Regions from separate parts of the Homo sapiens genome. Here regions 1, 2, 3 and 5 are each linked to region 4. The links are chromatin loops, found by intact Hi-C in ENCODE. Cell type or tissue: B cell. All regions are shown on one strand.

Region 1 (5,000 bases), 130 kb after region 4:
TTAAAAATACAAAAACTTACGCATGGTGGCACGTGCCTGTAGTCCCAGCTACTCAGGGGGCTGACAGAGGAAAATCGCCTGAACTGGGGAGGCGGAGGTTCGCAGTGAGCCGAGATCATGCCACTGCACTCCAGCCTGGGCAACAGAGCAAGACGCCTTCTCAAAAAGAAACAACAACAACAAAAAAAACAAAAATTAGGCAGGCATGGTAGCTCACTCCTGTAGTCACAGCTGCTTGGGAGGCTGAAGTGGGAGGATGGCTTGAGCCCAGGAGTTTGCAACTGCAGTGAGCTACGATCATGCCACTGCACTACAGCTTGGACAACAAAGCAAAATCCTGTCTTTAATAATTTTAAGTTTTTAACCTGAAGCTTATTTATTTTAGAAATAATCAAAAATATTTTTCAATGTAATAGAAGTACTATATTGTCCATGCTTTGTCTTAGGAACAAAACATCTAAACTTTAAACTCAAGCACAAATATCAACTGAGAATAGGTCTACATATTAACTTACTGTTTTAGAAGTACTTGAAATGTGAGTCATCTAATTATTTTTCGGTATTTCCAAAAAAATTCTCAAGTAGTTTATCTAAATGCATTGTCAAATCTGGTCAAGATGAAGATTTAGTGTAAAGTAGAAATCTCTCAGAAAAAAAAAACTCCTAATAATCACTAATACCTCGCTATTTTTGTTTAAAAAAAAAGGTAAGAATTTCTAATTACTAATAATCAGAGTCCCCAAAATCAAAGGAAAAAGCACAAAGAAATGAAAACCACATATCTGCTTCTCTAGAGAAAGGAAATCATCATGGGAATAGTAGGAGTCACAATCAAGAATCACATCCAGTCCAAAGAATGTAACTCACAAGTAAACCGATCACTGTACATCAGTCTCCTAAGAAATACCTTTATGAATGAACTCAATGAGAAGCTAGTCAAAGATTAAAGCTGATCAAAGTAGTTAGCAAAAAGACATTAACAAAGTTCAATTTCACTATTAAAAAGCTCCAATTAACTTTCCAGCCTTTCAGCAATTTACAAAACTTTACCAGAACCTAAATAAGTTTACTCAATCAGAATATTTCCTATCTCCAATTTTTAAAGATGTAGATGTAAATGACAAAAGAAGAGAAGATGACGGAAGGGTATTTAAAAAAACAAAAAACAAAAAAATAACCCTGTCTATACCCACACCCCTACTTCTTTTTTTCTTTTGAGACAGAGTTTCGCTCTTTTTGTCCAACCTGGAGTGCAATGGTGCAACCTCGGCTCGTCGCAACCTCCACCTCCTGGGTTTAAGCGATTCTCCTGCCTCAGCCTCCTGAGTAGCTGGGATTACAGACTTGCACCACCACGCCCAGCTAATTTTGTATTTTTAGTAGAGACAGGGTTTCTCCATGTTGGTCAGGCTGGTCTCAAACTCCCGACCTCAGGTGAGCCACCCACCTCCGCCTCCCAAAGTGCTGGGATTACAGGCATGAGCCACCACTCCCAGCCACCCCTACTTCTTTTTAAGTACAGGGTATTTCCTAATCATAGTAAAAATCATTCAGGACTACTTCATCTACAAATCCTCAATCCATCTGATCAAATTCACCTTAACCACATTCAAAAGCATCACGAAAATATTAAGCCCACAATGCTAAATAAACTTTGGCTGAACTGCATAAAGAGAAATATTTATATGTTCTAGAGAATATGAAAAGATTCACAAGATTGTTTAAAAAATCAAAAGCTTGTTAAAAATAAAATATGACTGAAATATAATAAGCTAGAAATAATTTTTTTAATTTACTGGAACTTCCAATCAAGATGGCATCATAAATTGCTTTGAAAACCCACCCTGTTTCAAATACAAAGCAACAACAGGCAAAATCCTGGAGAAGACATTTTAAAGACCTACCTAACTAAAAAAGACCAGCATCACCATGAAACAGAAATATGTAACAGAGAGTGGGCAGAAGGTATAGGGCTGCTAGGCTCTGGTTTCAGAAGGAACCAGTGAAGGCCTAGGTTTCAGATCCTATAGAAACAGGAATAAAAGTGGCCCACCTAAGATAAGGGACTGAGGCCGAAATTGGGCTGAAAACAAACTGCTACTAACAGCTGCCTGGGGGTAAGTAAGCTGTGTGGACTTTCAGGAAGTATGTCTTCTCAGAAACTGAGTGCCTAGGAAAGTGAGAATACTAGGGCTTCAGCCACACTATCCCACTGCCTGGCCAACTGGAACAAAGATGCAGGTGTATCTACCATCAGTGGGAGACAAGTGCCCTCTGCTGCCAATCTAAGACCTTGGTGGGGGTGGGGGCAACAGGGAGAAGCAGTTAAGAATACGTGCAAAACCACTAGAAGGGACTGTGGGGAGTGGGGGGACTTCCCAGTCAAAGCTGTACCATGACATAAAGAAAACGAATAAAAACACAGCAACTGAAATACAAAATCCCTTCAAACAAAATAGAAACAGAAAAGCCTGAAAATAGTATGCTTAAAATTTTTTTCTTTTTTTGAGATAGAGTCTGGCTCTGTCACCCAGGCTAGGGTAGCACAATCTCGGCTCACTGCAACCTCCGCCTCCCAGGTTCAAAGCGATTCTCCTGCCTCAGCTTCCCAAGTAGCTGAGATTACAGGTGTGCGCTACCACACCAGCTAATTTTTGTATTTTCAGTAGAGACAGGATTTTGCCATGTTGGCCAGGCTGGTCTTGAACTCCTGACCTCAAGCGATCCACCCACCTCAGCCTCCCAAAGTGCTGGGATTACAGGCGTGAGCCACTCTTTTACTCTTTATAAAAGAGTAAAATTTCTTTTATAAAGGGAAAAAAAATCACAACAAGCAGAAGTGAAACAAGGCTAGGTGGAAATGAAAAAGAATTTAAAAGCTAAAGAATGAATATTTTAACTCAAAGTAAGTTTTAAATAATTTTAAAATAAGCAATGGAAATGAAAAACTGAGTAAGAGATAAAATGTAAACAGTAAAAATTGAAAAGGAGTTAATAAACTAGAGAATAATAATGAAGAATTTAACTAGAAAGTTGCAGAGGCAAAGAAGTTTTAAAGATATATTATGGAGGCCAGAAAACAAGGTTCAATGATATATTTAACAGCAGTTTCAGAACAAGCAAAGAGGCAATGAGAAAAGAAAAAATTACACTGAATCATATATTATCCAGATCAACAACATAACAAAGAAAATTATAACCTAATGGATAATCTAACTTTCAAGTAGCAAGAAAAAAAATTACTGGTTGAACTCATCTAGCTTAATTTTTAAATTATATTTTTTACTGTTGACCTCACTTTAGAGGGCCAAATTGTGTACAGAATACATGCTACCCAAGAACACCACAGAGGTCCTCTGGGTGTTTCCACAGAGCAAAATTGAAAACAGGGCCAATAAGTAAGGTGCAATTAACAAAAAAAAAAAAAGTCTGACTGGCCCAGTCTTCGGCTTCGGCTGCAACTTAATAGTCCTTTAAATTCAGTTTCTAACACCCAGAGAAATGACACATGAGATAAGAGTGCTTTCTTTCCAAAACGGTGGCAATAAAACTTGTGATTGGGGTAGAAGAGTACTAGAATAGTAGATTACAGAATTGAGTAACAGGATTTCTTGTTAACTAAAACCAAATATACAATCAAAAAGCAAACCTACTGCCATCAACACAATTTATTCAATCAGAAGTATCTTTTAACCTTTCTCTCCAAATTTAAAATAAATAGAAAAGTAATAATGCTGATAATTTAGGCTGCATTTATATTATAAAATTTTAACTCTCTTTTTGGTGGTCCAGCTGTGTCTACATAGCTTAAGAATCTGATGGTTTTATCTAAACTAGTTAAGACATACAGCTGGTTAAAGTTTTGTGTATTTTAGGGGCACTATCAGATTAATAAAAGTGCATTAATTTTAGCATTAGACAGACATGTCTTCAAAATTTGAAGGCATTTATATCTAGTTATATACTTAGTAATTCTTTTTGATGGGAATACATATCAATGGGAATCTTTCAAAGATATATAGTAGTTTGAACAGTAACCATATTAAGTCTGAAAACACAAACAATAAGACAGAACATCAGTTCAGTGTCTCTCTCTCAAGACAAAGCATACTCTTTGCTGGTGATAAACAGCACACTCACTTTACTTTAGTCTAAGCCTCCACCCACATAATCCTTAAAATTATATTAAGCTCCGGTGGATGAAAATACAGCAGCAGTCCTGCAGCCTAACTGCAAAGATGAAACCGTGTACTCGGCTGAAGGGCTGGTCTCCCTAACTAGCACGGTTCAGTCAGCATCTATCTGACAGCACAAGATACACAGCACACGCTTTCTTTAGTTATCTGTACATGTCAGTAGGACTCTGGCCCACTGCCATAAGGAACTCTATCTCTGTTCTCTGCTTTATCTCGTTGTCCATTCTTCAGTCATTTAGCACAACCACTACTTTATTTTCATCAGTAAGATGTTCTTCTGGGACACAAATGGGAGCTCCAACTGCTTCAAAAGCAGTTACTTGGCCAGGCGTGGTGGCTCACCCCTGTAATCCCAGCATTTTGGGAGGCCGAGGCGGGCGGATCACCTGAGGTCAGGAGTTCAAGACCAGCCTGACCAACATGGAGAAACTCCATCTCTACTAAAAATACAAAATTAGCCGGACATGGTGGCGCATGCCTATAATTTCAGCTACTCGGGAGGCTGAGGCAGGAGAATCATTGAACCCAGGATTCGGAGGTTGTGGTGAGCAGAGATTGTGCCATTGCACTCCAGCCTGGGCAATAAGAGTGAAACTCCGTCTCAAAAAAAGAAAAAAAGGAAAAAAAAAAAGCAGTTACTCACCAGCTGCTAGCTAAAAATCATGAAAATTAGAAAGCAACTCTTTATGATTTTTTAATCAAAGTAGTGTAACATTTTAAATTGGCATTTATCACCCAGCAATCCATTTCTTTTGTAGAAAGCCAAAAGAATTTTAACATGTTCATATAAAAGCAAGAATTTCC
Region 2 (5,000 bases), 57 kb before region 4:
AAAAAGGAACAATACGCTGTTCAATACAATAGTACCAAGAGCATGAATATGGGGACAGAGCAATCAGGCAAGACTATCTCAAACGTTCTGCCTCCAAAGTCTTCCCACACATGTTGTACTGACATAGATAGAAACCCACACCATGCTGGACTCTCTCTCTGTTAAATGGTACCTTATTCTTTTTCAGGGAATCTTTCTCCGTCCCTTGTTTGCATTTCTTGTTGGCTGTAAAGATGTATTTTATGTCACCATCTTCAAAGGTATATGGGTCATTCACTTCTCCCAAACTGTCTCCAGGTTGTTGTGATAGAGGCAATGGGTCAAGGAAGTGGAGTGGCTGCAACTGGGGCTGTTTGTCTTGCCAGATTTTAAACCGTTTGTTAGGTTGTGCTAAGAGTCTAAAAGACAAAAAAAAAAAAAAAAAAAAGAGCATTTATGCCTTAAAGCATTTACAAAGTTTAAACTTTTTGTAAAAACAACTAAAAATTCACCGATATAGTGATTTGCTTTTACAGTTTATATTCATGATTAAATAAAAATTAGCATACTTTGTCAAGAATATATGTTTTTGTCTCTGGGTCCATCAATTCCACTTAAGAGCACAGGTTCTCAGGACAGACTGCCTAGTTTCAAATTCCATCTGTGTCATTTACTAACTGCATGGCCCTAGTTTCTCAGTTATAAAATTAACGTAATAATATGGTACAGTGAAGATTAAATGAGATCATCTATGTAAAGTTTTAGAATGGGTGGCTCAAAAGAGCTATAAATATTATACTAGATACATGATACATACACCTGAATGCAGGCAAAGCCTTCCTCAAAAATGTCAACATACAAAGAAGGCACTGACAGCAGTATGGAAAGTCTTATAAAGCTATATTCTTTAATTAACAAACAGTAGGGCAAAAATGTATTAATATATTTGGAGTGTACTTAAATGGCATAAAGAGTTCTTTATATGCCCATGTGTCAAATGACATGTGTGCTAACCTATAAGTAGGACAAAGCATTTGACCATTAAACATTTTCCATATCCGGAGTCAAGAAGGACAAAGAAAAGCCTACTTCAATTTTGAATCTGAAAGTTTAGCAGGTAGAGATGGGGAGGGAGCCCATGCCCTTCCGGTGGACGGGTGGGTGGTGCAGAGAGCTGTCTTACCTTTGCAATGCAGTGCTCTCTGAGTTTACCTCCATTTTGGCATCACATCTCTCACCCTGGAGCTCTGGAGGCCTGAACTCAGCATCATCACTGGGTGGGAGACGATAACTATGCCACCACTTTTCTGATGACTCCGGGTTCGAGGGCCTAATCCCACAATATAAGGCTGTCTCGCTGACCTCTGCCATGAGAGGCAGTCTTTGGCCTACGAGGACAGTTCTGTCATCCAGAGTAGACAACTGCTGGAGTTCTAGTCCATTTCCATAAAGGGCTGGATTCACAGGGACCGATGGTGGGTCCAAACTCTCTGTTTCCTGACCTCGTGGCTGAGGGCTGAGTGTTGGTGGCAGAGGGGATATAGGGGAATGAGGTGAATCCATAGGATTCAGATTCATTTGCTTGCTTGTATTTCTGGAAGGCACGGCCATTTGCTTATCATATTTCCTACTGCTAGACACCTCTAAGGAGGAGTCTATCCCTGCCAACCCTAGTTTCTGTCCTGGTGTATCTTGCTCCATGCATAATTCTTCGGCCACAGAGGGCCTATGGTGAAATGGTATTAAGGGTCTCTTTTGCAGCTTGTCTCCTTTTTCCTGTCTTTCTGCTGTTTTGTGCTTAGAAGAAGCAGGAGGTGGTAAAGATGAAGATGATGATGGTCCTGCACTGAACCCTGGTTGAGATACTGTGGGAGGTCGATTGGGCCCGACTGCACAACGTTTTAAAAGCTTATGCCTAAAATGAGAGTAAACAATTACATCATTATAACATTAAGAAAAGAGATTCTCTGACAAAATTTTGCCTTTTAAAGCATACATTAGATGTACTAATACATATAAAAGGGCTCTAAGTTTTTAATTATACTTATATAACTAAAAAACACAATACACCCCAATGAAAAATGAAGAATCAATCACATACAAGTTAAGCAGATAAGAAATGGGCACAGCAAAAGATGTAAGGTACATTGCTAATCCCTACAAATCACTGATTCAAAAAAACCCAAATCTTTTAGATTTGGTGAGGGCCTCAGATAACCTATTCATACTGCATCTTAAAACCATGAGAGTAGAGTCATGAGATTCTCTGCCAAGAAACAACAAAGCTTCCAATTTCTATTTTATAACACTCTACTAACTGTAATATAGAATGGCTTATAATGGCTTGTAGTGCTGTAAATTGGGAATAAAATAACTACGCAACTACTCTGCCTCAAAGTGTGGAACTAAAACAGTAAGTTTCAATCCTAAGAACATTTAATAGGATAAATATACTAGAAACTTTATGTGCCACTATATCTAGGCAAGAAGGGATAAAAGACAACTTTGGATCTTACAGACACACGTTAAAATGACAGAAGTTAACACCACACATACACAAATGCACCTGAACCATCTAAGCAGAAAAACCAAGTCGGCTCACATCTTAACACACTTCTTGGCAAGCATGGGTGTGAAAAATGGCTCAGTAAGAGCCCACTACATGATGCCAAGGTTTAATCTGTACAACAAAGTTATACTGCATGTCAGCCAGTACCTCCCAATATATAAATCATTCCCGGGGAAAAATATGAGGTCTCCTGCCGGTGTAGTAGTAACTCTCTGAGGCCACTAGGGTGGCATTAAATTACTGCTGCATTGCCCTAAATGATGCCCTAGTGAGCAGTAAAACGGATTTGTGGGGCATAATGGGATGGTTTAGTGGGACAGCAGGATGGCTGCCCTGCTCCATAAGGCCATTAAAGAGTGGAAGGAGTGGTCTGTACCATAATGGGTTTGGTAATCCTGCAGCAGATAATCTGCAAATACTCTTGCCAAAGTCTTTGCTACTCTAAAAAAATAAAAACAAACACTCCTGAACTTCTTGTCTTTAAGCTCAATGAGCATGGTACCACAGTAACATGTGAACGTCTCATCAGAAAGTATCTCAATAACTTATGAAGGTACTTACTTTAAAACCTAAAATTTAAAAGTCTTTTAGACTTTTTTTCTCAGAGAGCATTTACCCGCACTAGTTCTTTGAGAGACACTTTATGATACCCTCTTCAAAGTAAAGATTTTTTGCAAAGTGGATAATCTAATCATAAAGTAAGTTTTTTCAACTGTATTTAATGATTCAGCTACATTGCAAAAAGGTTAGAATGAGGAATGCACAGTAGGTAGGAGAGAATCACAGTGCGTCTCAGCAGGAAAAGAACCTGATGCAGGCAGTGGGAAAATCAGACGAAGTCGGCACACTATATGGGTGACTGGTGGTAGGAAGAAACCTGAGGCAGGGCCCAAGCATGTAGAAATAGATCATGACTAAAAGAACAAGGAAAGGAGAAGGATTACAATAGGCATTTCAAAGGAAGTCAGTGTGAAATCCAGTGACAGATTACATCTAACAAGTCTGTAGGCTGGGAAGAGAAAATTGTGATAAAAATGACCACAATAGGGTTCCAGGTTTGCAGGGAAGCATACATGGCAAAAATTAAGGATTTTTCTTTTTTTTTTTTTTTGAGATGGAGTCTCGCTCTGTCTAGGCTGGAGTACAGTGGTGCGATCTCGGCTCACTGCAACCTCCGCCTCCCGGGTTCAAGCAATTCTCCTGCCTCAGCCTCCTGAGCAGCTGGGATTACAGACACGCACCACCATGGCTGGCTAATTTGTGTTTTTGTTTTTTTTTTAAGTAGAAATGGGGTTTCACCATGTTGGTCAGGCTGGTCTCGAACTCTTGACCTCGTGATCTGCCTGCCTTGGCCTCCCAAAGTGCTAGGATTACAGGCGTGAGCCACTGCACCCAGCCTAAGGATTTTTCTTAAAGGCATCCCCCAAAATACAAGACTATGTGAAAGTCAGGTTGGGACAGAAGTTGGAAAGTCAATGGAATGGTGCCTTGGTATGCATATGGTTATAAAAAAAAGACCTGAAGATATATGCATTTGGCAAAGAAATACAACAATAATTCCAGAAAACAAAAAGCAAAGCATTATTTGTTTATTTACACTTAACGTGTTACAAAAATAATTCCAGGTAGCTAATAAAAATGTGTAAAAGTCAGTAAATACGTTATCTTTTTAAGTGAAAAAATCTGGGCTAAGGAAAGAGCAGGGAAAATAAGATGAAAGAAAAGTTAAATACACTACAGTTTATATCCTATGTATGTGCTAAAGGCGGGCCTTAACTTGGCTGTGAGCTGTCCATAAGTCAAAGTTACTGGGAAAATACTTTTTGTCACACAATTCACAAGAGCCTAGAGACAAGAGTAAAGTAGGTATTCACCTACTAACACCAGAGAGAGGCTCTCACATGCTCAGAGAGGGAACCCTTAATGAGCAAGCAACTTCTTCAAAAACATCCTCCCTGAAAAATCAATAATGAGTTTCATTAGGCTTATCCTTACATCTCTCAACAAGAGGCTACCAAGGCAGAGCTCGATAAAGAATCAATTCAAGGGGCAGGGGAGAAGAGGAAAACGTGTCAAAGCTGTTCCCTAAGTGTACACACGCAGCAGTCTGCATATATGCAGGGGGCGTATGGACTACCTCCTCAGCCTGAAGCCAAGTCACTCATGCTACATTAAGAAACCCTGATCTCACCAGAGACATGAATGGCCATCTTCTAAATATGCTTATCTCACCTGAACTTTTTATCAACATTGAACAGTATCAAATTTGAAAGTGTATATTTCAGAAGCAGGGCTACTCAAAATAGCCCAGTCGTGGTGAAAAATCATCACCACTTCTTCTAACTGTCAAATGAGCTGGGGGTTAAGACTTATGCCCAGTTAAAGAATTTAAGAACCCTAATGAAAACCTATGATGGTAAGATTCTTTACTACAACAAAGAGTGGTAAGTCA
Region 3 (5,000 bases), 640 kb after region 4:
GATGGAAGCCCAGGTCTGTCTGCTCAAGCCCACTCAGCTCTCTGTGCTGGGTTCCATTCTCCCATGCCACACATACAAGTGTATTCTTAGTATGTTTCTTTCCTTTGCTTTTTTCGTTGAAGAGCTGGGGTCTCACTATGCTGCCCAGACTGGTCTCAAACTCCTGGGCTCAAGTGATCCTCCCACATCAGCCTCCCAAAGTGCTGGGATTACAGGCATGAGCCACCGCCCCTGGCCATCTTCGTATATTTCTTAGTATATTCAGAGTTGCACAGCCATTCTCACAATCAATTCTAGAATATTTTCATTACCTCCCTGAAAGAAATCCCATATCAATTAGCCATCACTCCCCATTTCCCCCAGTCCCTTCAGCCCCAAGCAACCACTAATCTACTTTCTGTCTCTACAGATGTGCCTATATTCCGATTTGCCATTTCTCGTTAAGTGGAATCATAGATGATGTGGCCTTTGTGACTAGCTTCTTGTTTAGGATTTAGCATCAGGCTGCCGAGTTTCATCCATGTTGTAGCATGGATCAGCACTTCCTTCCTTTTTGTGGCTGAGTAATATTCCACTGTTTGGGTAGACCACATTTTGTTTATGGTTGAATAATATTCCACTGCATGGGTAGACCACATTTTGTTTAAATATTCCTCTGCTGATGAACATCTGGGCTATTTCTACCTTGTGGCTACTGGAATAGTGCTGTTGTAAATATTTGTGTACACATTTTTCCGTACATTTTAGAAAATCACATTTTTGTGCCTTTTGTTAAAGACTGAAAGAAAAGTTATAAACACATGCTCTCATTGAACAGTGTTACAAATATTTATTGAAACGACTGAGGCATTTAGGGCAGGATAAAGCAGCTGGGTATGGTAAAAAGAAAAGTGAGTCAAAAGTCAAGGCCGGGCATGGTGGCTCACGCCTGTAATCCCAGCATTTTGGGAGGCCGAGGCGGGGGGATTGTTTAAGTCCAGGAGTTCGAGACCAGCCTGGCCAACATAGCGAAATCCTGTCTCTGCTAAAAATACAAATATTAGCTGGGCATGGTGGTTTGTGCCTGTAGTCCCAGCTACTTGGGGGGCTGAGGCAGGAGGATCACTTGAACCTTGGGAGGTTGAGGCTGCAGTGAGCCGTGATCGCACCACTGCACTCCAGCCTGGGTGAAGGAATGAGACCCTGTCTCAAAAAAAAAAAAACAAAAAAGTCAACATACAGAATGATTGATCTTTTTGATTCATTCACTAAATACTTATTAAAATATCTCCTGAGCATAAGATGGTATCCTGGGTACTGATGATTTCACTCCCTAGCTAGTCTATCATTCCATTATTATTATTATTATTATTATTATTATTATTATTATTATTATTTTCAGATGGAGATTCACTCTTTTCACCCAGGCTGGACTGCAGTGGCATAATCTCTGCTCACTGCAACCTCCACCTCCCAGGTTCAAGCGATTCTCCTGCCTCAACCTCCCGAGTAGCTGGGATTACATGTGCATGCCACCAGCCCTGGCTAATTTTTGTATTTTTAGTAGACATAAGGTTTCCCATGTTGGCCAGGCTGGTCTCCAACTCCTGACCCCAAGTGATCCGCCCGCCTTGGCCCCTCAAAGTGCTGGGATTACAGGTGTGAGCCACTGCACCTGGCCTATCATTCCTTGAAAAATACAAAGTTGCTGCTGTTCTAGAAAACAATCAAAGGTCAATCATTTGTCTTTTCAGGGCCTCCTCTTCTCATCAGCAGGCAGGGACAGTGCATCGACCCAGAGGCCTGGGAGAGGCAGGAATAATGATGCGCCAGAGAGAATTCTGGCTTCGGGAGAATCAGAGACTTAACAAATATAATGCTGACAATATGACCATTATGACACAAGAAACTATTTGTATCCATTGTCCTTTCCTCGCCTGAAATAACCTATTGCTTCCTACTCGGTGATGACATTTTTCAGGCACCAAGAGTTGCCCGTGGAACAAGAAGTACATAAACTTCCTTGCTTTGTAGAAAACAGATTCCGTTTTATAAGTGGTTTAGTATTTAGACACTACCTCCAAAGGTTGGGAAGGCCCTTACAAAGCAACAGGAGTCGGCCAGAATGAAAAGAATCAGCCGATGGCTGGGAGGCGGAGGCTTCAGTGAGCCGAGATCGCACCACTGCACTCCAGCCTGGGCGACAAAAGTGAGACTCCATCTCAAAAAAATAAAAATAAAAAAATAAAAATAAATAAAGGAATGATAGACTTGCCAATCTGCCTTGGAGAAGCAACAGACGGCTAAATCGTAGGGTTCCTGGCATTGCATTTGCCCACATTTGCCAGCAGATGGCGACGTGATCCTGCAATGTTGCATTAGTGCAACCCCGGGCAATGAAAGGTCAGGGACAGGGCACCTGAAGCTGGCTACTTGGAGACTTGGGAACCTCATCTATTGCTTTGCAGAGGTCCGAACACCACTAAACACATTTGGGAGGGAGGAACAGAGGAAGGTCGACCAATGACGTGTTTAAAACAGCTGCAAGGATCGGATGAAATTTGCAATTGGCTTGAGCTTGAACTCCAGATAATCTCCAGAATAAAGACATGGGGGTGGGAGTTAAAACAAAGAACTTGATGCAAATTAGGGTCAAACAATGATCCCCTTATGGCACATCCATTCCAAGGAATATCTTCAGTCATTAGAAAACCAAGTGGTGGTCTGAGCACGGTGGCTCATGCCTGTAATCCCAGGGCTTTGAGAGGCTGAGGCAGGCAGATCACTTGAGGCTGATTCAAAACCAGCCTGGCCAACATGGCAAAACCCCATCTTTACTAAAAACACAAAAATTAGCCGGGCATGGTGGCATGCACCTGTAATCCCAGCTACTCTGGAGGCTGAGGCAGGAGAATCTCTTGAACCTCAGAGGCAGAGGTTGCAGTGAGCTGAGACCACACCACTGCACTCCAGCCTGGGTGACCCAGTGAGACTCTGTCTCAAAAAAAGAAAAAAAGAAAAAAAAATTAGACAAATTGAACTTCATCAAAATTAAACTTCTATGCTTCCAAGAACGCCATCAAAAAAGTGAAAAAAACCAACCACAGAAAGGGAGGAAATATTTGCAAATCTGATCTAGAATATATAAAGAATTCTAACAACTCAAAAATGAAAAGACATAAAAGCTAATTTTAAAATGGGCAAAGGATTTAGATACATCTCTCTCCAGAGAAGATACACAAATGGCCAATAAGCACATGAAAAGATGTTCAACATCATCAGCCATCAGAGATGTGCAAGTCAAAACCATCCTGCGATAGACCCCACTTTACATCCACTAGGATGGCTATAATTTTAAAAAGCAGACAATGACAAGTGTTGGCAAGGATGTGATGAGAAATTGGAATCCTTGTACATTGTGGGTGGAAATGCAAAATGGTATAGCTGCTTTGGCAAACAGTCTAGTAGTTCCTCAAAAGGGGAAACACTGATCAAATTTGACCCAGCAATTCCACTCTTTCATATCCCAAGAAAACTAAAAACATAATTCATGTCCACGAAAAACTTGGACATGAATTTTAAAGCAGCATTATTGGCCAGGTGTAGTGGCTCACGCTTGTAATTCTAGCACTTTGGGAGGCCAAGGCGGGCAGATCACTTGAGGTCAGGAGTTCAAGACCAGCCTGGCCAACATGGCGAAACCCTGTCTTTACTAAAAAAAAAAAAAATACAAAAATTAGCCAGGCATGGTGGCACATGCCTGTAATCCCACTATTTGGGAGGCTGAGGCAGGAGATAACTTGAACCCGGGAGGCAGAGGTGGCAGTGAGCCAAGATCGCACCACTGCACTCCAGCCTGGGCAATAGAGCGAGACTGTCTCAAAAAAAAAAAAAAAAAGAAATAAAGAAAAGAACAGAAAAAAATCATTATTCATGAGAGCCAAAAGCGGAAACAATCCAGATGTCCATCAACAGATGAGTATTTTAACAAAATGTGGTATAGCCACACAATGGAATACTATTCGGTCATACAAAGGGATGGAGTACTGGTCCATGCTACAACATGATTGAACCTTGAAAACATCATTTTAAGTGAAGGAAGCCAGACACAAAAGACTCTACTAAAAAGACCCTGTCTCCACTAAAAATACAAAAATTAGCCGGGCATGGTGGCATGTGCCTGTAGTCCCAGCAACTCGGGAGGTTGAGGCAGGAGAATCACCCAAACCCGGGAGGTGGAGGTTGCAGTGAGCTGAGATTGTGCCACTGCACTCCAGCCTGGCTGACAAGAGCGGAACTCCATCTCAATCAATCAATCAATCAATCAATCAATAAAATTGATAGTGGTAATGGATGCACAACTCTGTGAATAAAGTCATTGACTTGTATACTTCAAATGGGTGAATTGTAAGTAAATTATATCTCAATAAAGCTGTTACCAAAAAATCAAATGCTAGACTATTTAACATGGAAAACCATTCCCATTACATTGTTAGGTGAAGAAAGGGAGAGAGAGAGAATGGGGCCCCAGGGCTGCTGGGTTCCATAGCTCCCTGTGAATGATGGCCCTTGGAGATGCAGAATGAAATGTGGGATTTCACCCCTCTCCATGATCCATGCATGCGTGGTGGAAATTGACTCTGGCTGCCCAACTCCGCAGTGGCGTGCAACTCACTTTCTCTCCAACTCATCCTTCAAAGCCCTTTAAGGGATATTTGGTTACAACATGGTAAAATATAATGAGATTCCAATTTTTGTTTCTATTAAATATATTAATATATAAGCGCATGTGTGCATGAAAATAGATACACATCAAAGGATAACAGTGGTTGTCTACAGGTAGAAAGGTTATGGAGCTTTTATTTTCTCCTTCATATTTGTATTGCTCTAATTTTCTGTAATGCAGTGTATTAATTTGCAATTAGAAAAATATATATATGTATTTTAAAATGTGTCTATAACCCCAACACTTTGGGAGGCCAAGGTGGGCAGATTGCTAGAGTCTAGGAGTTCAAGACCAC
Region 4 (5,000 bases):
TTACAAGAAAAAAGTCTGTACATACTCAGACTTAGCCAACCGAGTATGTACAGACGTACTTTTTAAAAATATTTTCAATCTGTGGTTGGTTGAATCCTTGGAGGCAGAACCCACCGATATGGAGGGCCAGCTGTACTTATTTCTTATGAAAAGAGGTCAATTTGATTAAGTTTCTCTGTTCCTAAAAAATTTGGAATCTGGGGCCCCAGATGCCTGGGGAAGAAAGTATGACCGAAAGCAAGAAGCTTTAACAACAGCTTACTTGATGTCTCAGCTGGAGAAGGGAGTTCCCAGGGTCTCATTAATACTCAGCAAGTCTAACAGTGAGCTACTTTGGTGAAGGCAAACAAGGAAGACTGCTTAAACACACAACAAAGCAACTAAACCTTCTACGGTACTATACTGCCAAAAGGGCAGCTTCTTCTCCTTACAGCTCTTCCATCTGACACTGGTACGGCACTGAGACTCGTCACACCATTATGTACCCAATCTCCACATTGTAGAGCATGACTCAACTATAAATGGTATGAGGACAAGGGCCCCATCCATTTTGTCCACTGTTACATCCCCAGCATCTAGCACAATGTGTGGCATATAGTCCGCTTTAAAATAAATATATGTGTCTATATGTATATACAGTCAAGCAACAATGGAAGTACCTTCTAAGAAAAGCATCACTAAGTGATTTCATTGCTGTACAAACAACACAGATTGTACCCAGACAAACCTAAATGGTATATATTTTTTATTTATATAAAATTTTATAGGGAAAATCAAATGTCCCAGCAACATTATTAAATATTAATTATACCTCTTACTTGATCTGCAATGCCAATATCAAGTGCCATACATCAGGTTTCTACATATGCTCCACTATAATCTTTTGGGACTATGTCATATATGGAGTCCATAGTAGGCTGAAGTGTCATTATGCAGTGTGTACGTGTGTGTATATGTGTTTGAAAATAATGTTTACATGTATGGTATGCTCTTAAATAAGGACCGGGAGGATAGCAAAAATAATACACACACATATGCATATATATGCTGAGTATAATAAATAGATGGCAAAAATAAAGAAAAGTATTTTACCACTTCACTTTCACCATCATAGTGTCATATTGATTTTTTACAATATGATCTGAAGATAATTTGAAGAAATTATGTAAAATATGAGATACCACATTAATAAATTTCCCTCCAAGGCAAGATTACATGTAGACCATTTAATATTCCTTCTGACCAGATCCAAGCTTTACTTATAAACAGTTTATAAGATTCTGAAGAAAATATGATTGCAATACAGTAAGATCTCTAACTGCATTCTGGCAGCACATCAAAACACATGTCCCAAGAGGCCTAATATTGCATGGTCAGCGAAGAGGAAAAGTCAAAGAAGTCTTCTACTTTGCTGTTTCTCTGAAGAGGGAATCACATTAGGCCATTAAGTAGTCAGATACATTATTTTATTGCTTGCAAAACCCTTGGGTAATAAAGAATGAGTACAAATTGCCACAGGCAGTTTTGGAAGAAAAACAGAACTGTGCAAAACAATGACAGTTGCTCTACTGCAGCACTGGACAAATGCAGTAAAGAAAACAGTACATCAGTTGCAGTTTTTCTGCTTAAGTAGAGTGCTCTGCCTTGTGTGAGAAGGAGCTATACAAGCACATAACTGCAGAATCTGTGTGTGAATGCACAAGTAGGACAAAGGTGATAGACTGTAAATGCGTTTGTAAAAGCTATCAAGTCGGATTCAGTCTGTCTTTGACTCTCTCTCTCTCACACACATACATACACACACACACGTGTGCACACACAGAGTTCCATTTCCTTCTAAATAATAAGACTGAGGAGCAGCTACAGTGAAAAGCATGCGCACTCTGGACACACAAAAGTAAAAAAGGTAAAGAGTTTTCATTGAGAGGAACATTAATATTTTTCAATGAGGATGCTAAGACAAAAATAAAGAGTGATACTTCTTTAATGTGGCCTATGAGAGAAGAAAACGACTTACTTTCTATGCAAAGAAAACTCATTTGTATCACACCTTGTACAGGTAAACAGCAAGAATGAGGGATTTATTTTCATGGGATTAAGAGAATGAAACTGGACTCACATCTTTAGCCTTGCTTGAAAAATGCTGTTAAATATCGTATGTTCTTCTAAAGACTACTCAAACTTCATTATTGTGCTACTTTAAGGTATTGTGTGAGCATTTTATCTACTTTCAATGTCAAAAACCGCAATTACTTTTGCACCAATCTAATATATACTTCTATACTGTTAAATTTTCCAAAGTATGAGAATCCTGTAACACTATGATTATAAACAATGTAAGAACTTTACATTTAATTACAGAATCTCATAAGAGTTTTTATCTGTAACAAAATACAGAGGACCCCTAACTTGTGAATTTTCAACTTTCAAAATTGTATTAAAAAAAAAAAAAACTCTAGAGCAAAAGCGCATCAACTCTACCGGCTACCAACAGAGGGCGAAAGCGGTCACATGCAGCCACTCCAACACTTCCTGCTACTTCATCTTCTACAGTTGGACAGGTTCATGCTTAGTTTCATGAAGTTTTAAATAACTGACTCTATTAAGTTTAACAAACAAAAGCATTACAAATAAGAAATGTACAACCAACCACAACAAAGTAAGAGATTTTAACAACTGAAGGTGATGAGAAAATGATGAATGTTTCTGCGAGTGGAAATAATTGTGGAGGACAAAGTGAACCCTGCAATACTGGAAATATACTGACACACAATCAAAAATAATCAACAAGAGATGAAAAAAAGCTATAAGATAGAGAATTATAAACAGAGAATATGAAATATGTAAAAACTATTTTTATTATACACTCCTATTAAAAAATACATCCATAATATTTGTATATTTATTTTTCTAATTTTCTATGTGTACCTCTGTATTTCATTCAATCTAAGAAATACATCAACTGTAGACATATTAGAACCAATGAAGTATGGTATTTGACTAATGTATTATATACGTTATGAAGCATATATGAAGTTGGAATTTTCAAAGGAAACAAACAAGAGACCTAGAGACTCTAATATTCTTCTCCCTGCACTTTAACAGACCTTTTGCACAACAGTTTGGAGATCCCCCATCAGAATATAGGATGAAATAAATAAAATGGTAGATGTTAGATCTCAATAAATGCTACTGAAAAGTAGATGCCTCATCTCCCCTATTACATTTATTATATATTGGATATCATCATCTGTGATAAACCTGACAAAACAAGCAAAAAAGCATGAAACAAATATTTCTTATAAAGCATCCCCCCAAAGTTATTCATTAGAGTAATGATGCTGTAGGAGTGAAAGGCACAGATTTTAGAGTCAGACCAACTTGGATTTGTGGCATGGCTATCTATGCCAGTCACTACTAAAAGCACCAGACACTTGCGTATTCTCATCTATAAAATGAACATAACAATCCTTACTTCACAGAACAAAAATAAGGATGAACTGTGAGTAAGCGCATATACGAAGCTTGCAGCAAATGTCTGGAACACAACAAGACTCAATAAAGGACAACAAAGAGATTATTCATGGCAACTTATTTCATCTGTTTAATTACACTAGCTTATCCAAAGTGTTGGACAGAAAGATGATATGTGAAAGGGTTTGACTTAACCAGTCTACTTCACTTAAGTCACTTTTAGATACCACAATTGCTGACACAAATACAGTATGAACCCTCAGACCAAAGCCCATTTCTGCTTATAGATGTGAGTAAATACAGGAAACGCACCAACAATGAGCAAGCATACTGGCCTCTTTATCTAACATAAGCTTCAGGGTACAGGGGTTCTTCGTGAATCTAGCACTGGAAAGTTCTATGTGCCTGCCGTAATCAGCCTCAGATGCATCTGACAGCTGATAATACTAATGGGACAACAAAGCACACTGTGAACAACACAGGCCAGAAGAATCTCCACAACAGCAAGGCTCATTTCAACAGGACAGTTTTCTTAATAAGAGCTTTTAAAACAAATGCCAATTAAATACGAATTTATTGATAATATGATCTGTAGAGCTATATTTTGCTAATTATCATTTATCAAACACTACCACTTCTTAAATACAAACACTCCTGATACACTGTTTAGGATTTCCAAAATGATCAACTAAAGGATTATTGGGCACAAACTGAAGTATGGATGGCAAAATCTTGACACAGATTGTGGGAAACAGGATGGTAGAATAACTGGCCTATACATGTGTTTTCTGACCTCTGCTGCCTCTGTTTATTGCCCTAGGATTGGCAACAGCTATTCTCAGAATAAGAAATCTGAATTCCATCTACTAACTTGAATTGACTTTCTACATGTGCTTTTCAGAATGTCAGTGTTTTAAATTTGAACTTTTAATTTATATTTTAAGGACTCCAATCTGTACTCTCCCTGAAATTGTTAAGATTCTAACCTGTAATAATACCTGTCTGTTCTTGTTGTGTACAACCATACACTACCACTGGCATCACCCTTAACATTTAATGCGGGGGGTGGGGGGGCGTGCATGTCCCTCATTTAAGGTTCAAAACTTGAGAACTCTGGTTATAACCTGGGCAATGAACTGGATCCAAGAGTCAGCGTAGTCAAGAGAATGCAGCACTAACGTCATTACCGAGTGCCATGAGAATGATAAAGGCAGTGCCTCCCTTGAAGTGTCTGAGAAAACTCATGCCCCAAGGAACGCAGAGCCTCTATCTCATTCAATGTGGACATCTTCTCCCCCACAACAGACCATAAAAGCAGTCTATACGCCAGAAACAGGAATAGAAATGGAAGATAATGCCAAAAGAATCCTGAGCAGCCCTATTAAAGATGATACGTGGAACCAAGACTTGTTGGCGGCTGAACTCACTTCCCATTAAGAACAATTCTAACTTTTGTCCATTTCCCTAGTAGATGCTATCTAGCCAACTCCCTTCACATATCACTGTTTAGGAAGATGAGATTTACT
Region 5 (5,000 bases), 170 kb after region 4:
TTATTTATTGAGATGGAGTCTTGCTGTGTTGCCCAGCAGAGTGCTGTGGCGTGATCTCAGCCCACTGTAACCTCTGCCTCCCGGTTTCCAGCGACTGTCCTGTCTCAGCCTCTCCAGTAGCTGGGATTACAGGCACCCACCACCATGCCCAGCTAATTTTTGTTTATTTTTACTAGAGAGGGGGTTTCACTATGTTGGCCAGGCTGGTCTCCAACTCCTGAACTCAGGTGATCCTCCTGCCTAGGCCTCCCAAAGTGCAGGGATTACAGGCGTGAGCCACCGTGACCAGCCAGGAAATGCCAAATAACATAAATAAGCAGCAATGTAAGAAACAGTAAAATGTCCCTATTTAAAAAATGTTACAAATAATGGTAATCTCATGCTTAACATTAAAGCCTGCTAAAAGGATTCTGCTACTATTTATTTATTTTATTTTTTGAGACAGGTGTCACTTTGTTGCCCAGGATGGAGTGCAGTGGCATTATCTCTGCTCACTGCAACCTTGGCCTCCTGGGTTTAAGTGATCCTCCAGCCCCAGTCACCCGAGTAGTTGGAATTACAGGTGCACGTCACCACACCTGGCTAATTTTTTTTTTTTATTTTTTGTAAACACAGGGTTTCACCATATTGGTCAGGCTGGTCTCAAATTCCTGGCCTCAAGCATTTGGGCCCCCTCAGCCTCCCAAAGTGTTGGGATAACCAGCGTGAGCCACCATGCTCCGCCTATAATTTATTTTACCCAAAATAAAATGACTCAAATATATTAGAGAATGAAATAGATTCTAAAATATCTCCACTTTGTATGGCTACCAATTAAAATATTCTCTTTGTATCCTTCAGTTTTTCATGACTGCTATCGTATTTCCCCTTATTTGAAACAAAGTTGTCTTTATGACTTATTTTTCTAATTAAGGCTAGATATTTTCTGTTATTAGGTTGAACCATACATTACCTTTTTCAACTACTTTTACCTACAAAAATGGACACTTCATATAAATGAATCTAAAAACTTGCTCAAAATTCATATTAAAAAGAGGAGACGCACTCAATGAAATTATAATTATTCCATTACTGTAATACTTTCCTGATAGAATACAAAATATAAACAGTTTATACCACTATCAAACTCCAAAGAAAAGTAATCATTCCCAAGAGAAAATATTCACAATACTACATTTAATTAGAAAATTAGAAAAACTGTATGGTACCAATTTCATTTACACATAAAACATCTAAAACTCTTTCAGACTTCAGTATTTTTATTTCTTTGTTCTCTCCATATGATGACTGTTTTCCTAATTTTCTAACTTAAATGTAGTGTTTCTGTAATTTTAAAAATATCTAAAAATAATTCAATCTTTGCTTAACTCTTTACCAAAAAATACTTAAGATATTAATTTACACATGCAATCTAAAGCAACTATCCCAAAATTTAAATGCCCTACTCCTTTTTGTTAACTCAGTAACAAAGCCCATGAAAAATAACACAATAATTTAATAAGCTATTTCTAAGAACACTGACGATTTTCTCCGTTGGCATAGATAAATAAATTTATTCTATATTATCAACTAAATAACCCTCATTAGCAGTTGGGTTTGGTTTCCTCATCATTACAAAATTATATGTACCACACTAACAAAGAGCAGACCAAAAAGCTAAAACGTAAGAGATTAATACAGAGAAACAGAAGATGACAGTCAGAAACAATCATGAAAGATAAGAAAGACACTTTTTAAAAAGCTTTATACCTCTCTACTACATAGGGAAAAAAAGTAAAAATATGTTTTCATATTTTAATGGACAAACAAAAATGTTGTAATTATCTTCTAGGTGACATCTTATTTTTAAAATTCTGATAAACAGAATCCAGATGTTCTGAAACTCTAATTTTACCTAAGTTAACTGCTAACTACATAGAACAGGCTTTGAGATGAATGTTAAGTTCTGGGACTTTGCTGATTACCCAGCTAAGCAAGCAATGTCACCCACAATGGTTCTCTTATTTATAGACCAAATACCCTAAAAAATATCAGGATAAAGGTTTGAGCTGAACAGACAAATGGACCATAAAGTAAACAGTTCAATTAGTCCATTGTGGTTTACCGCCCTCTGGCTGCTGTGGCAGGAGATATCACAGATAAAAAATGGCTGCCAAGAAAAACTAGCAAGGTGTCAAGCAAAAGTTGGCAGGAAATCCTTCAGGCAAATGTAAAAGCTTTAGAACAGAGCCTCGAACATACATTACAGTTAGTTTTACTCCTTCCTTTAAAAAAAAAAAACATTAAAAACATCAAGTAACAAAACATTTCAAACACGATCTGAAATTTTTCAGACACAGATTAACACAATATAGTTTGGAGATAATAAAAGATGGTTCTAAGAGACTAAGTCAAAAAGAGTTAATACCCTAACTAAAGATTAGAATTAGTCTTGCTTGAGAAAATCCCTTTGCATACTAAATAGAAACACTTAGATAAAAAGGTAAAAATTTTTACCAGAAATTCAAAGACAACTGATAAAAGTTCCTGCTCATAAAACTGTGGTAAATATATAAAGCAGCACAGAAAAATGAAACTCTTACATTAATTCAGTTTCCAGATATCAGATGCAATCTGAAGCTAAAAATCAGGCAACACCGGAGCCAATGTTTCCTGGAATCACCAAATTACATGAAAAACAGAAATAAAAGCAAAAGAAAATTTGCTACACCCAATTCAGACCAGATCCCATATATTCATCTTTCCTCAAAATACTATTCAATGTAATCTCACAATTTTGTCCAATTAGGCTCAAAACTAAATTTCTGTATCACTCTCCAATTTTCCACCAAAGAGTTCAGCTGGCAGTGAACCATAACAACCACAGTCCAAGGAAAAAAACAGTAACTGTTCAATTCACTGTCTTGTTAGTTACTCACAATTCACTATCATTTAAAAACAGTGGATCTTAGCCTGGTTTCCACCCCACCGCACCCAGGAGACACAATACTCTCATTTAACAGCAGCGGTTCACAAGGTTCTGATTCTCAGCATAACTGGAAAAGGACAAGAGTTAGGAAAAAAAAACAGGGATGGGAGGAAGAGGGGTGAGAATGTTCCTTTTGAGAGAGACATCCATGAAACACTTAAGATCGTTCTTTTAGACAAGTCTTAATAATCTGTTTGAAATTTATCAATGTTCAAAAAAATATGATGCAAATAATTTTTAAGAAAAAAACAGAAACCTTACCCTGCAGTTCATGATGTATTACACCCACTAGGTTGGGTTCATCTCCCCACCAGAATATCCATAACTCTTTGCAATCTGGTTTGACATCACGACGCCATACACAAAGCAGGTTAGCTTGCAGACAGCGGATGAAACTTAACAGAATTGGATCATCTTGGGCTGGGGCTGAAATTATGGGTCCACAGTCCCCATGCCCTCCAAAATTGTACCTACGCCATTTGATTCCCGTGAGTTCAGCCTGGAAAAAGACAAAAAATTGTAATCGTTTTCTCATTTTACTTACAGACCACTAAAAACAGTCTTCCATACAGAAAAGCAATTGTGCTAAAATAAATATTTACACGAAACTTCATATCATAAGATTCCTCCCAGTGAAGAATGTATGTCAATCTTCTCGAATTTTAAGGTGGGAGAAACTTTCTATCAAGATTTCTACATAGCTCTTTACATTAAATACTAAAATAAAACAAGCTGATAATCATTATTTCCTGTTGAATAATTTAATTTGTCTAAACACTTACTATAAAGTCTCTATGCAGAAAACTATTTTCTATGTTATCATTCAATATTCAACTCACAAATTATATTTAGAAATCAAGTAAGATTTTAAAAATAAGTTTGTATATATGAAATAATTTCTTTCAAATAATTTCTTCCCATCCACAAGCCACAGTTTAAGTCCTTTTTTAATTAGGGAAGCAGTTAGCATGAAGTACGAGAGTGTTTCATCATGAATGCCAAAAGTCTATTTAGGTAGAAGCAATTAAGAAAACTGATACAAAGTTATCAGCAATTTATTCATGTTTTTTAACATGTAGCAAACAGAAAAGCTTTGCTTCTATAACAATTCCCTAATGTAGTTTGGTATTTTATTTTTTACACACATTGTAAAACATGAGAACTTGCAACCAGCAGAGAACAAATACTGTATCTTTGATCCATTACATACGTTTATATTTCAAGATGTCTTAAATCTTAAGTTAAGAGCTAAACTTCAAAGAGGTTTCAACACAAGCGAAAGCTAAATTTCTTAAAGTTATAAACTACAGCTATATATTGAAAACTAATAGTAAAACAGATTCATAATTTAATTCTGTACCAAACAGCCCAGGTGGCCCTTGCATTGAATCCTTACTCACGCATCTCCTTCCCCACAAGGTCAGTTATTTTTGTTAGCAAGTTGTTTGCAAAAATAACATGTACCACTAGGTAGAAAACAGCCATATCTTCTACTAACATAATTGAAACATATTAAAAGTGCTAAAGCAATCAATCACTATAATGACCACATTTAAGAAAAAGAAAAATCACCTTTCATTTAATCCAAATTAAAAAGGTTTTGCTTCAGGCTGAGCACGGTGGTTCACGCCTGTAATCCCAGCACTTTGGGAGGCCTAGGCGGGCAGATCATGAGGTCAGGAGTTCGAGACCAGCCTGACCAACATGCTGAAACCCCGTCTCCACTAAAAATACCAAAATTAGCCGGGCGTGGTGGCGTGTGCCTGTAATCTCAGCTACTCAGGAGGCTGAGGCACAAGAATTGCTTGAACTTGGAAGGCGGAGGTTGCAGTGAGCCGAGATCGTGCCACGGCACTCCAGCCTGAGTGACATGCCACAGCACTCCAGCCAGGGTGACAGAGTGAGACTCTGTTTCAAAAAACAAAAACAAACAAACAACAAAAAAAAAGGTTTTGCTTCAAAAAAGTTACAAAGATAATATACAAACTAAAAATATCTAAAAATCAGTAACTTATATTTTACGCTGAGATAC

The links. A loop is a pair of places that touch in the nucleus more often than their neighbours do. Peaks named below come from ENCODE experiments on the same cell type or tissue, not always from the same donor. Only the 100,000 strongest peaks of a DNase experiment are listed, where the experiment ranks them.
Region 1: a loop joins it to region 4, with 2.0 times the contacts of the local background. A loop is called at or near these places in 6 of 110 quality-filtered maps.
Region 2: a loop joins it to region 4, with 2.0 times the contacts of the local background. A loop is called at or near these places in 5 of 110 quality-filtered maps.
Region 3: it touches region 4 in a loop (3-fold over the local background); 8 of 110 quality-filtered maps call a loop at or near these places.
Region 5: a loop joins it to region 4, with 9 times the contacts of the local background. A loop is called at or near these places in 26 of 110 quality-filtered maps.

Annotation. Positions count from the first base shown.
Region 1 is chr12:116,192,967-116,197,966 of GRCh38, forward strand. All of the region lies in intron 2 of MED13L (mediator complex subunit 13L), which reads right to left. Among named protein-coding and RNA genes, the nearest start is that of MIR620, 47 kb to the left of the region's middle. RefSeq lists an enhancer at 4,218-4,512 and a silencer at 4,218-4,512. In B cell, CTCF peaks have their summits at 2,303 (motif pointing left) and 2,508; DNase peaks (open chromatin) are centred at 2,215 and 2,855; H3K4me3 peaks cover 1,339 bases; H3K27ac peaks cover 4,178 bases.
Region 2 is chr12:116,007,239-116,012,238 of GRCh38, forward strand. It overlaps MED13L (mediator complex subunit 13L), which reads right to left. Exons shown (of 31, transcript NM_015335.5): 10 at 1,163-1,894; 11 at 173-398. Among named protein-coding and RNA genes, the nearest start is that of LINC02463, 120 kb to the left of the region's middle. In B cell, a CTCF peak has its summit at 2,763; no DNase peak of the experiment used is centred here.
Region 3 is chr12:116,701,060-116,706,059 of GRCh38, forward strand. No RefSeq gene overlaps it. Among named protein-coding and RNA genes, the nearest start is that of SPRING1, 35 kb to the right of the region's middle. In B cell, CTCF peaks have their summits at 2,338 (motif pointing right) and 2,537; a DNase peak (open chromatin) is centred at 2,352.
Region 4 is chr12:116,064,321-116,069,320 of GRCh38, forward strand. All of the region lies in intron 4 of MED13L (mediator complex subunit 13L), which reads right to left. Among named protein-coding and RNA genes, the nearest start is that of MIR620, 82 kb to the right of the region's middle. In B cell, CTCF peaks have their summits at 2,489 (motif pointing right) and 2,693; a DNase peak (open chromatin) is centred at 2,511; H3K27ac peaks cover 1,641 bases.
Region 5 is chr12:116,234,239-116,239,238 of GRCh38, forward strand. It overlaps MED13L (mediator complex subunit 13L), which reads right to left. Exons shown (of 31, transcript NM_015335.5): 2 at 3,230-3,467. Among named protein-coding and RNA genes, the nearest start is that of MED13L, 41 kb to the right of the region's middle. RefSeq lists an enhancer at 2,937-3,081 and a cis regulatory region at 3,009. In B cell, CTCF peaks have their summits at 2,098 and 2,299; a DNase peak (open chromatin) is centred at 2,113; H3K27ac peaks cover 1,204 bases.